Regions from separate parts of the Homo sapiens genome. Here region 1 is linked to region 2. Evidence: read pairs that join two places in POLR2A ChIA-PET (ENCODE). Cell type or tissue: PC-9. All regions are shown on one strand. Each heading gives the region's core, and the rest is flanking DNA. Links, peaks and the distances in the headings are about the cores only. Region 1 has its middle 7.7 kb from the start of BOD1. Region 2 holds the start of LOC107984118 (a long non-coding RNA gene).

Region 1 (5,022 bases), core at 1-2,500, 92 kb before region 2:
AGTGAGGTGATGTGGAGCAGAGGCCCCAGATAACCCGACATGTAACATGAGTGAGAAAGAGACCTTTTGTTTTAAGCCACTGAGATTTGGAGTTGTTTTTGACTGTGGCGTAACCTAGCCTATCCTGCCTGATACAACCCTGAGCACATTCCTCCACTAACGCCATCACTTTTGGAATGACCAAATATGAAAGCTAATGAGTGAATAAATGCATGAGTGGATCAAATTTCTTCCCCAGGGCCCTGTGCCTTCAGATGATTTCTTTTTTTTTTCTTTTTTCTTTTTTTTTTTTTTTTTGCGACGGAGTCTCGCCCTGTCGCCCAGGCTGGAGGGCAGTGGTGTGATCTCGGCTCACTGCAAGCTCCGCCCCTCCAGGTTTAAGCAATTCTCTGCCTCAGCCTCTGGAGTAGCTGGGATTACAGGCGCGTGCCACCACGCCCGGCTAATATTTTGTATTTTTAGTAGAGACGGGGTTTCACCATCTTGGCCAGGCTGGTCTTGAACTCCTGACCTCATGATCCACCCGCCTTGGCCTCCCAAAGTGCTGGGATTACAGGCGTAAGCCACCACACCCGGCCCAGATAATTTCTATGAGTGACTCAACCTAGTTTACTCTATAACTCTTTGAGACAGCTTAGGTCAGTCCTTCTTTAACTTTGGTGTTTGTTGAAATTCCCTGAGGACGTCGTCAAAACATACAGGTGCTCAGTCATCCTGCCAAACCCACAGAATGGATCTGTAGAGACAGGCCATAGCCGTTTACATTTTTAAGCAAGTTTTCAAGGGGGTTCTGAGAGTGGGCCAGGGTGGGGAACTGTTGTTTCTCTGGGTAGAAACATCAGATCCGTCAACGGAGCAGAAAGAGAGATTATTTTCGGCACGTGGGTTTCTCGAAATCATTTTCTCCTCAACTCCTACTCCCATCCTGCCTGCTTGTTTCTGGCTGGCCACTTCTGCCTAAAACTGAATACCTTTGGTAAAGATTTACTTGAATGCAAAAGTCAAGCTCTACGACCTTTGTTGGCAATGTATCCTCTCTGGCCTTTGCACCTCTTGCCTGTAAAAGAAAGGAGCTGAAACAGGGTGATCAGAAGAGTAGTAGATCTGTGAGAGACAACATTGAACAATCTAACAATTCCACTGCTGCCACGCATACAATACAGTGTGATGAGTGATTGTGCTACTTCTAAGATAATGAAGAATATATATATATATATATATATATATATATTTTTTTTTTTTTTTTTTTTTTTTTTTTTTTTGAGATGGAGTCTCACTCTGTCGCCCAGGCTGGAGTGCAGTGGCACAATCTCGGCTCACTGCAACCTCCACCTCCCGGGTTCAAATGATTCTCCTGCTTCAGCCTCCTGAGTAGCTGGGACTACAGGCACACACCACCACACCTGGCTAATTTTTGTATTTTTAGTAGAGACAAGGTTTCACTATATTGGCCAGGATGGTCTTGATCTCCTGACCTCGTGGTCCACCTGCCTCACCCTCCCAAAGTACTAGGATTACAGACGTGAGCCACCGCACCCAGCCAATATGTATTATGTGTATACATTCACGTGTGCTGCACGCCCTGGGGCATAATGATGGGACAAAGTTTAAAGCTGCGGACAAATGTCTCCTTTGCTCCTGCCAATATTTATCTGCAATTGCATGTTTAGCGTTATTTGGAGAGAATATCTAAATCTGAGGACTCTGGACCGTGAGGCCCAGGGGAATAGCTCTCCTGCCATCCAATCTCATCCAAGGACTTCCCACATCCTGTGCCAAGAGAGCACAGGGAAGCCTAGCTCTGGGTGTCTGGGTGTGGCTCAGGTGTGGCTGGGTGTGGCTTAGGTACCACCTCTCTGTGGCCAGGCTGTGTCAGAGGCAAGCAGAAGTATCTGAGCTGATGCTCGTGGGAATCCCTTTCATTTCCGAGGGTTGAGCAGGCCCCAGCATGTGCTGGATGTTTCTGAAAATGCAGCTGAAATCCTAGAGATTCAGGGGATGGGGAGAGGAGAACAGCAGATGGTGCCAGCCAGGGGAAGGGAAGTAATATTTATTACGCACCTTCTACATACCTGGTCCTTACCCTCCTTACTCCCATCACCTCTAGTTGAGACAAAAGCTCTGCAAGGCAAACAGATGTTATTCCCATTTTACAGATGAGAAGACTAAGGGGCAGAGAAGGGACATCAGTTGCCTGGTGTTGAAGCCAGGGTTCAAACAAGACTGCCTGATACCTAAAGCCTGGGTTCCTCCTGCTATAACATATCAGGAGAATTGTGGCCTTCAGAGATAGGTCTGGGGTAGAATCCTGGCCCCACCACCAGGAGAGGTTCTCTCTCTTCTTGGAGCCTCTTTCCTTGTGTGTGACATGAGGACAATAATAGAACCTACATCACAGGGATGCTGTGAGAATTATATGAGACAATGCCTGGTAAGGGCCAGGCTCTAGACCATGCTCCCATGATGATTCTAGAAAGAAAAGGGACTCAGCTGTGGTGATTTGCTGTAGAGGGGAGGGGCCATGCCGGGGTGAGGAGGGACATGCGTATAGATTTTATGACTCCTGAGTTCAGAAAGCTTTCTCAGGGCACAGGTGGCTGTTGTTGAATGCAGCCAGCCTTCCCAGGGGCCAGGGCGAAGTCCCACAGAGATGTGTAATAGCTGAGTGGGCAGCATGGGAGGCATCTGATGTCGTGTCTGTCTCAGCATCAGGGTAGTGACGTCTCTACAGGATCTCCAGTGGTGTGATGTGGGTGTGGATCCTATCCCTGTAGTCTCTCAGCCTGAATCTCTGGCCTTCCCAGAGATCTTGAGAGTCACTCATATTCTATCCTGCATACCTTTGCTGCTTAAAGTTGCCAGAATTCATTTCTGTTACAACTAAGAACCTTTCCCGGGTAAGTAGGTGGAGGAAGGAGTGGCTCAGGGCCCCAGGAAGAAGGAAGAGTTTGAGCAAAAGCTCAGAGGCTTGAAGGGTATCAGTATATTCTGAAAAGGTGGGGCTGGTCCCATGAGCTGCGTGGAGGTTGCAGAGCATGTGTTTGAGATAGGGTGATGAAGTAGCCTGGGACCTCAAATGCTGCAATTTCAGAGATTGAATTTGACCTTGGAGTAAAGACAATGCTTTTCAATAGGGCAGGAGCAGCATAGTATACAAAATTTACGAAGATTCTTCTGGGACAGCACGGAAGTGTGAGTGGATGGGGTGACACTGGAGGCAGGGAGACCAGAGAGGGGGCTGCAGGGATCATCTCATGGGGCGGGTGTTGGCTAGGGCATCACTGCTCCTTGAGATCTGGCTCAGCCTGCTCACTGCCTCCCAACCTACCTCTCCCCATGGCCATCCTAGGTCCTGCAGAAGGCCAATCCTGACCCCCTCCATGATTTCTTCAAATTCTTCACCTCTGCATTGAAGTCCTGCCTCTACTGTATTCTTTTAAATTTAGGGGCTTTTATACGAATCTCAGCACCTGGATTATTTGGTACTGATTGACTTTCTGAAGGTATCAGAGGAGGGACTGATGTTTCAGCCACATTAAAAACAAATAAACAAGTGGCAAATTGTACTTTCAACCTTGTTCTTAGAGGACATTCCATGTCCCAAGGGACCCATAGTCAGCCTCCCACCCACTCACTATCCAGCTCACAGTGCCTCGCTTCCCCCGGATCTTCTTGGGGACACACCCTGGCCTGTCATCTCTCTGCAACCAAAACAAAGTGTGGGCCCAAGAAGCCTGTGGATATTCTAGGCATCCTGGCTCCTGCTGCCTGTCAGACAGTTACAAGAAGAGGATTTATTTCCAGAGGGAGCCTGGGGCTACAGTGAAGCACCCATCTTCCTTAGGAGACAGTGGCTCAGGAGCCTGTAGGCAGGAAAAAGGCTGCCTGCCTGAGCTCCAAGAGGCTGGGCTTGGCTCCCAGCTCCCCTTACTCTGGGCCCTCCAGTGCTTCATTCGTGGGCTGTGCTTCCAACATCTGCTGCTGCCACTTGCAGTTTGAGCAGAGTGTCTTCTGGGGCCACACCCAGAAGTAAGGGTTTCCTCTAGCCCCTAGGTGCTGCTAGATACATGTACAGTTCTCAGGGGCTCAACCAGGAATGAAACTCTGCTCTCCTACCTCCATTTCAGTGCTCTGTCTTCTGTTCCCTTTCCAGGTGGGCTTTGATTGGCAGGCCCCATTCAGTGGACCCTGGGCATTGTCAACACTACTTGCCAGATTTCCCCAGCTCTCTGCCCTCCAGATCTGAGGCAAGACGGCACTTGCTGGCCCCAAGGCAGGGCCATGTGACTAGGTCTGGCCAGTGAGCCATGCGTGGAAGTGACATATGTCACTTCTGGTTGGGAGCCTGTAATTGCTGCTCTAATCACCCCTTCCCAATGCCATGGTGACTGTGGGAAATATTTGAGATCAGGCGGCTCCAGCAGCCTGAGGTCTGAGTTAAGAAAGTCCTGGAATGGAGCCCCTTGCTGGACATGTAAGCGTGACCCAGAAATAACCCTTGGTTGTTTTTAAGCCCCTCAGATTTAAGATGTTTTTGTTACTACAGCATTACTGAGCCTAACCTGATTGATACGTGCACATTTGCCTGAGATTTGGTTACCTGGCATCTCAACTCTCAATGCCCTTCCTATTTGGGGGGAACTCTGTACCCCCTGAGGCTTGTTAGGTGGCAGAGCCTTCCTATGGGTAGAGAAAATACCAGATACCCACTTTCCCAGCCTCCTTTGCAGCTCTGTGCACAGCCATGGCCAGAAGGGACAGTGCTCCAGCTGCAATGACAGGGGCCCTGTGTTTGTAGCAGCTGCAGCAATGATGTCACTGGACTGGTTCTGGAGCAAGAGTTTTGTTTGTGATTCTGGCTGCGAGACCGCCCTTTTTCTTACCTATTTCCTGAGCCTAGTTCTTCAGTCTTCCTGTCAATTCCGTGAGCTACCTAGAATCTTTCAATGAATTCCCTTTCAGCTTAAATCACCCAGAATACATTTATGTTGCTTGCAACTAAGAGCCTTGGAGCAGTACTGC
Region 2 (8,159 bases), core at 2,339-4,838:
CAAAGAGACATTTGGGATGCAAGACCAGTGGTATAATCTGCCCAAACACAAGCCCCGTTTTACTGTTGCTAATGCACAAAGAGAGGGCTGGCAGACATGGCCTGCATGCTCTGTACACCTGCCCATCTGCACCACACTCCCCCATGGTCTTGCTGTTGTTGCTGTGTTGGGCTCATCCCACCTCTCACACCAGGACCATAAAGGCTTTCTCAGTACTGCTGATTTCTCCCTCACAGCACTTGTCAGAGTTGACACATTGTGTTTATTTATAATTGTCAGTTTACGTGTCTCCTCTACCGGACTGATGGTCAGCCGCACTGAGGTCAGAGGTCCCATCTGATTTTACTCTCCATTTTCTCCCCAACACCCATTAGGGTGTGTGGTGCAGTGTAGATGCTTGATAAAATAATTGAACAAATCGATGGATGGTTGGATGGTCAGAGGGATGAATAGACGAGTGGTTGGATGAATAGATGGTGGTTGGATGGATAAATGGTGGAATGGATGGGTGGACAGATGGATGGAAGATGGGTGAATGGATGGAAGAGGGATGGATGAATAATTGAATGGATGGGTGGATGGGTGAGTAGACAGATGGATAGAAGATGGATAGATGGATGGATGGATGGATGGATGATGGTCAGATGGATGGATGGTTGGGTGGATGAAAGGATGGATGGGTGGTTGGATGAATATCATAGACTTTCCCTTAAGGAGCTTACCATCCATTTGGAGTCACAAGATCAAGACCCAGAAAATAGTCAGTGGTAACTCACGTCATTTTGCGGTCAAGGGTCCTGTGCCCCGTGACAGAAGGACCTATTCCTGTGAAAGGAATAGAAAGGGCCTTGTGGTTGACAAGGGTGGAGAGAGGCCCATGGTCATCTTCTTGAAGAATGGTCCTTGCTTCTATGAAGCAGGAAACATATTTCAAAAAACCCAAGGACAGCCTTTTATGAACAACCTCTCTATGTCTTTGCTGAAATTCAGTACTGCATCACTCAATTCCTCAAGCTTGTATTAGGCTGTCGTCATGCCAGATCCTGGGCCATGTTCTGAGGACACAGAGATGAGCCAGAGGGTCTCTGCCTGAGGCCTCAGAGTCTGGGGGAGACAGATCTGTAAACTGTGCAACCAGGCAGGCCACAGCAGAGGTGTGAGCAGAGGAGAAACAAAACAATCTAAACGCTTTGGTGGAGACAAGCAGTCAGACAAAGGGTGGGGAGGAGGTGGTGTTTAAACTGATTCCTGAAGGATCAGTGGGAGTAGCCCCCTCCCCAACTCCATCCTGATGAGAGAAGTTTTTCTGATAGAGAAAAAAAATGAGGGCAAGGAGAAAAACCGGGTGAGAGCTTCCTGGCTTTCGAGACTGAGTGCCAGTGCTGGTGGGGAGAAATGAGCAATGAGGCTGGGAAGTTAGGTGAGCCCTGCCTGGTTGGCCAAGGGCCTGGGCTTCCCTCTGAAGGTAATAGGGAGCTCTTGATGGGATTCACGCAGATGGGAGACCTGATCAAGCTTGAGGCAGGGTGGAAGAGGGACAGGAGAGGGCGAGTTGGAAGCAGGGAGGCTGGATGGGAGGCCATGGCAAGTTTGCAAGTTGGCACAGGTCTAAACAGAGGCAGTAGAATAGAAAGTCAAAGAGGAGAGGCCCCAAACATCTTAGGCAGGACATGCTTGTTTATTCATCTCTGAAAGTGAAAGGGAGGCAAGTACAGATTTAGTATGCCACTGTCCAGAGCGAATCGTAAGGGTACAGGGTTGGTGACTGACATTCCTGCTCCAAGAAACTCAAGAAACCTGACCTGTCCCCATCCCCCGCTCCCTGTAAATGTCTGTTTTTGGTTCCTCTTGCCCACCGGATGCAGAAAGGAGGGCCAGCCATGCAGAGCTGCAGCGAGGCAGAGCATAGGGCCAGGTTTCCACGATGTGGAGAGAAGGAGTGGCCCTGCGAGCAGGCGAGGGGGGTAGGGTGGGGAAAGGAAAAGGCATGGAAAACTGCAGACCATAACCCTTGGCAAGATCCAAAAGAAGAGGAATAGTGGAGGATGCAGAGAAAGGGACCACTACAGCCGTGGGCAGGAGTTTCTATTTCCAAATGGATGTGGGGAGGAAGATTTCAGAGGGAACATATTTGCCAGGAGAATTTTGAGAGAAATGACTCAGGGTTCCACAACAATAGCTAATAGGGCAGCAATGGATTGGAGAATGTATATATCTTTATGTTCTAAAACATTTTTTTAAGGAGACACTCTAAGGCCAGAATCGCAAGTGCATGTCTTTGTGGACAGAGCAGGTCACACAAATGAGGAAAGTGGACCACATATTCAAAACACAATAGCTCAAGCATGATAGCCAGCTGCAGGTGACACCAGGCTATAGTGTCCAGGAGACAATAGAGAGGGATAGGGACTGTGGCAAACTGGAGAGCACAGATCCACAAGGGCACAGCAGCAGGTCAGCTCCCACTACTGCCACCCTGTAGGAATACAGGGCTGGGTGGCCATGTTTTCTGATTTTTCAAAAAAATTCAGAAATTTTGATTTTTTCAGGAAACCTCCTGATATGTAAATAGTAGCAGCTAGTTCAGATTTTACCCTGTGTAATAAAACAAAACCATCCAGCCTGTGGGACTGCAGTGGGTCCCTCTGCTCCCCAGCAACCTTGCAATCAACTGAAAACCCACGTCACACAGGTCCTGCTGCCTTCACTCATGTCTGCGGCTTTTCCCCAGGGGGTCTGGAGAGAGAACAGGGCTGGGAGTCATTTGTGGCGTTAACTCCTGGTAGAGTTCCACCTCTAATGTGGGTCCTTGAGCAAACCCTGTAATGTTTCCAGGCCTCCGTTCCTCCACCTATATAATGGCGGCAAGATCTTGGCTCTTCCAGCCAAAAGTCTCTTCTTTTACAATTTTCCCAGATCACTACCACCTTCTGTTGATTGAGGTCCTCCTATCTGCCAGACCCTGTGTTACTCACTCTAAGTCCCTTGCCCAGGATCGCACAGCTATTGATGTTGCAGAGGCTGGATTCCAACTCACACCTGTCTGACTTCAAAGGCCTTTGACTTAGGTACTATATTGACTCCAGTGAAAGCAACTTATTAAATAATTCAGGTAATGCTCCAGGAAAGGGGAGTGTTTTCTATTGCTCTTCATGTACCACCCAAATTCTAAGAGATCCAAACAGTTAATTTTTGCAGCTGATGGGCCAGTATAGATTTTTTAGAGTTCCCTTCGACCTTATAAAAGGCAGAGGAGTAGAGGACTTAGCAAAAGGCCAGAGGAATCAACAACATGAGATGCACCAGGGGTCTCACCCAAGGCTTCAGACAGGCCTGGACTGGCCGACTAGGTGTCAGTCAGCAGAAGAGCAGAGGAAAGAACTCACCCCAGGAGAAAAGTGAGGTGCACGAGCATGTCAAGAACAGGGCCTCTGTTGGAGGGCAGGGGTGGCTGTTCATACAGCTCAGTGGCTGTTCCTTCCTTAAGTGCGGGGACTGGAGCAGAAAGCAGAAGGCCATTTGCATTAAAGTGTGCCACTCTGAGCACCCAGGCCTGTGTCCCCACAGACTGCCGTTCCTTCAGTTATTTCAAATGTCGCCTCTTTCTACTCAGCTGTTGAAGTCAAAAATCTGGCGTCATTCTTGACCTCTTCTTTTACCTCAAGTCTCAAATTCAGTCCATTGCCAAATTCTGTGACTCACCCCAAAATGTCTCACAGCTGTGTCATCTTCCCTCCTCTGCACTGTCCCGGCCGTGGCTGCTCTGCTGGTCTCCTCCTTCACCTTGCCCCTTTCCAGTATCTTTGTGACACAGCAGCTAGAGAAGTTTTTATACAATGCAGATCTGGCCCTGTCTCTCCTCTGCTTAAAAACCCTTTGGTGACTCCCTAGGGCACCATTAATAACGTTGCAAGCTTCCCTCCATGACCTACAAATCCTTCTGCTATCCCTCACACACTGTGCTCCCGCCACCCCTGCCCTCTTTTCAGTTCCTCAAATATGTCAAGTTCTTTCTGGCTTTGGAGTCCTACCAATGTGGATCTGAATCCCGGGTAACCTTGAGTAAGTGCTGTCACCTCTTTGAGCCCCATTCTGCTCATCTCTGAAATGGGTATAATTGTATAACTTATTTCAAGGCATCATCAGTATTGACTTTCTTGCTTTAAACTTACAATCCCATGGAAAATCCCACGGAACACTCTTTTGCTTTAAACCTACAATCCTATGGAAAACGGTGGAGAGAGAAGGATTAATGTCATCCACTGACAATTTCACCTTCATCACCTACTTAACAACGACAAAGTAAAAGACATTCATCCATTTTGGCTTCTGTTTAAATGAGTCATACAATGAAATATCAACCATTTTCACTTAAAAAATTACAGTCTACAACACTTTTTAAAAAATTTTGTGTCAATTACTCCCTTGTTTCTCTGTATACTTTTATGACCTATTTATGGATTTCTAAACAAAGTCTAGCTATTTTGTCTGGTTTTGGACTTTGTGCAAATGGAATCATACTCTCTGTGCTCTGTGACTTGCTTCCTATATTCACGTGAGGATCTGGGATTCACCCAAGCCCGTGCCTGCAGCAGCCACTTATTCATTGCCACTGCTTGCATCGTACTGCCCCGGAGGAAGGTAGCCCAGTTTTCTCACACATTCTACTCTCTGTAGACATTTGGGCTGTTCCTGGTTTTGCTATCTTGAATGATCTTGCTGTGCGCAGGCTGTGTGGGTCTCCTGGCACTGGAATGCTACAGTTCCTGGAGGGGACACACCTAGGAGTGCAGTGGTAGATCCCAGTGTGTGCGCATGTTCAGCTTGACTAGGAATCACCAACTGTTGCCAAAGGGCTCGCTCCACAAGGATTCTCCCACCAGCAGTGTCTGTTCTACCACATCCAACTGGGAAGAAAGGTGGAATGAGACGAATACGGAAAGATTACTTTTCATATATGTGTGTGGATAAGTGCATAAGTCTATGTAATTATCATATGTTTTATGCATTGTTATGAGTGTACGTGACTTCGTTAATTTCTGCAGAGGTTTAAACCATGTTTGCTCAAACCTCTGGGGTACCCCACTGTGGCTTTCATTCGCACGAATGACCAAGGTCTTGCTCAGCACCTTCAGTTCCTGCCTGGAGCCCACCAGGACCTCTGCTGAACCTCTGCTCAGACCCTCCAGGATATAGCCTGGGCTGACCGCAGTCTTGAACAAGTCCAGGAATGATGAAACCTGTTTTTCTAAGACAAATCCCCTAGAATGACATTCAAAGTCCTTCCTATGCTGAAATAACACCAGCTCCTGCACCGAAATAACACCAGCTCCTGCACCAAAATAACACAAGCTCCTGCACGGACCTCCTGGTTGCTCAGCGTTTCAGGCACGTTCTGCCTCTGCACATTCACCCTCAGAGGCCCTCTGGAGGGTCACCCTTCCCTGGATTTTCCTTCCCCAGGCTCCTCCATCCCTCAGTCTGTTCAGGTCTGTGCCCAAGATCTTCTCTGACCACCCTGTCCAGAAGACAGGCCACCACTCCTGGCTGTACCTCACCCTGCTCTGTTTTTCTTGTAAACATGACCTCCCAATGCCTTATACATGGATGTGTTCCTCTGTTCTCTGTGTTTCCACCAGAAGGTGAGTGCTTTGGGGTAGGGATGCATCTTTTCACCTGTTGGGTTAACTGTGCTCAGAGCTGTGCCCACCACATAGCAGATTCTCAAGATAGAATTGCTGAACCTATTTACGAGTGAAGGAGTCCACACCATGCTTTAAAACCTCGCTGTGAGAGATGGGTTCAGGAATGAGTTCTTTCCTTTTCATTTAAAAACAGTCCTTGGCCAGGCGCGGTTGCTCACACCTGTGATCCTAGCACTTTGGGAGGCTGAGGCTGGTGGATCACCTGAGATCAGGAGTTCGAGACCAGCCTGGCCAATATGGTGAAACTCTGTCTCTATGAAAAATACAGAAAATAAGCCGGATGTGGTGGTGTGTGCCTGTAATCCCAGCTACTCAGGAGGCTGAGGCATGAGAATCTCTTGAACCCGGGAGGCGGAGGTTGCAGTGAGCCTAGATTGCACCACTGCACTCTAGCCTGGGTGACAGCAAGACTCTCTTTCAAAGAAAAAAAAATAACAACTCCTTATTAAATTCCTCTGCAGAAATTAGTGAAGTAGCTTGCACTCATAACAATGCATAAAACATATGATAATCACATAGGTCTATGCATTTATACACACACATATATGAAAAGTAATCTCTCCATATTCATCTCATTCTACCTTTCTTTCCAGCAACTAATATTAGTTGTCCTCATATTCAGACACATACAAAAAATAGGGCTTCTTAGTTGATTTTTACCAAAAAAGTGGGATCCTACAGTATTCTGTATCTTGTTTTTCTCATTTAACAATTATGTGCTGGACATTAATCCAGATAACTGCATATGTAGAAAACTTTTTTTAACAGGTGCAAAATATTCTGTTGTGTGGGTGACCCACAATTTATTCAATTATTCCCCAGCTGACAGACAAGCAAAGGTGGCTTTTAGATTTTTGCCACTATGAACAGTACTGCAGTAACACCTTGTACTTACAAATCGTATAAATGATTGTTGTTCTATAGGACAGATTCCCACGTAAGGGATCCCTTTGTCAAAAGATACATGCATTTTGTATTTTAATAGATGAGGCTAGGTTATTTCAACATGTCACGTATTCTGCCCTTTTGCTGTCCTGAGCTTTCTTTGCTCCTGATTTCCCCAGCCCCCTTCCCCCGCAGCCCCACCCAAGATTGCCCAGAAGTGGGGTCCATCCTAACTTCCCAGGAGGCCCAGTTTCCAGGTGCAGAATTGCGCCTGGCCAGACTACCCACCCATGGGAAGCCATTTCAGTTCCATTCCCACAGTAACGTGCGCGGGTGCCTCAACTCTCTTCCCTCCAGCTGCTCACAAGGCCAGGCCTGGCCCTGCAAGGTGGCTTCAGCAGCAAAGGTGGCGAAAGCGGGAGGGAGGAGGAAAGAGGCAGGAAATGACTACGGGAGCCACCCAGAGCTTATCCTCATTCCAGCTTCCGGTTCCCTTTTTGTTCTGAGCATCTCATAGCCAGTGTATTAGCAATGATGATGCCAACAGCAATAATAAAAGTCAACATGCATAGCAGTGACCCTCAGCGGGGCAGCTCTTGTGCCACGCCCCCCTCCCCAGGGGACACTTGGCAATGTCTGGAGACACTTTTGATTGTCACAACTCGGAAGGGGGTGCTAATGACATCTAGCAGGTAATGGCCAGGGAAGCTGCTAATTTCCCACAACGAAAAATTATCCAGCTCAAAATGTCCATAGTGCCGTGTTTCTCACAAATGCCTGGTTTATAGGGTGCTTCCGGCACGACGGGAGCTGTGCTAAGTGGTCAGCACATGCAGGACTAATTTAACCTTCACACTCTTCTTTGAGCTAGGTGTTATTATTACACCCACTTTACAGGTGAGGATACTGAGACTCGGAGAGGTGAAGTGACTTGCTCACGGTCCACAGCTGTGGAGGGCAGAGGCGGCACCTGACCTCAGGTCTGCTTGACTTCACTACACCGAATGGTCTTTGTAGGCCAGCTGGCTCTGTGCTGTAGCAGCAGACAGGGCATCTGATACAAACCTCATGACAAAGAGTTGGTGGGTGGGAACGGCCTGGATGTGATCTTGGTCGTGCCTACCTACCTCTGACACAGTAGGGAGGTCTCTCTGTGACTCCTCAGCTTCTGAGCTTCTTGTGAGGTGGGGCAGAGGGGAGCTGACATAGCAGGTGAGGCATCCTCTGTGGCTGGGAAGCTGGCAGCCGAGGAAACGCGCGGTGCAGCCGTTCCTATTGTCTGATGTGACGTTCCCAAGCCGAAGCTGGGCTGTTCTTTATGACACCTGGGAGTGTACATTTGTGTTCTCTGCCTGTGCATGCTCGTGTGTGTGAGTTTGCCTGTGTGCACTTACCCATATGTGCCATGGTGGGTCTATAGATATATGCGTAAGTGTGCTCTGTGTCTTTGTGTGTAGGTTTGCCTTTGTTCATGTGGTGTCTCGTTCTCTATTTGCCTATGTGTTTGACTATACAGGCAAATTTGTCTGCATGCATATCTCTATCTGATTATATTAGAGCTGGGTGTCC

The links. Peaks named below come from ENCODE experiments on the same cell type or tissue, not always from the same donor. Only the 100,000 strongest peaks of a DNase experiment are listed, where the experiment ranks them.
Region 1: POLR2A ChIA-PET joins it to region 2 with 5 read pairs; 4 of 35 experiments call an interaction of 5 or more read pairs at or near these places.

What each region holds. Positions count from the first base shown.
Region 1 is chr5:173,621,834-173,626,855 of GRCh38, forward strand. No RefSeq gene overlaps it. Among named protein-coding and RNA genes, the nearest start is that of BOD1, 7.7 kb to the left of the region's middle. In PC-9, for the core only: no CTCF peak of the experiment used is centred there; no DNase peak of the experiment used is centred there.
Region 2 is chr5:173,711,124-173,719,282 of GRCh38, forward strand. It overlaps LINC01484 (long intergenic non-protein coding RNA 1484), which reads right to left. Exons shown (of 3, transcript NR_108027.1): 2 at 723-825. LOC107984118 (a long non-coding RNA gene) reads right to left here and starts at 3,840. Exons shown (of 2, transcript XR_007059059.1): 1 at 3,703-3,840. In PC-9, for the core only: no CTCF peak of the experiment used is centred there; a DNase peak (open chromatin) is centred at 3,698.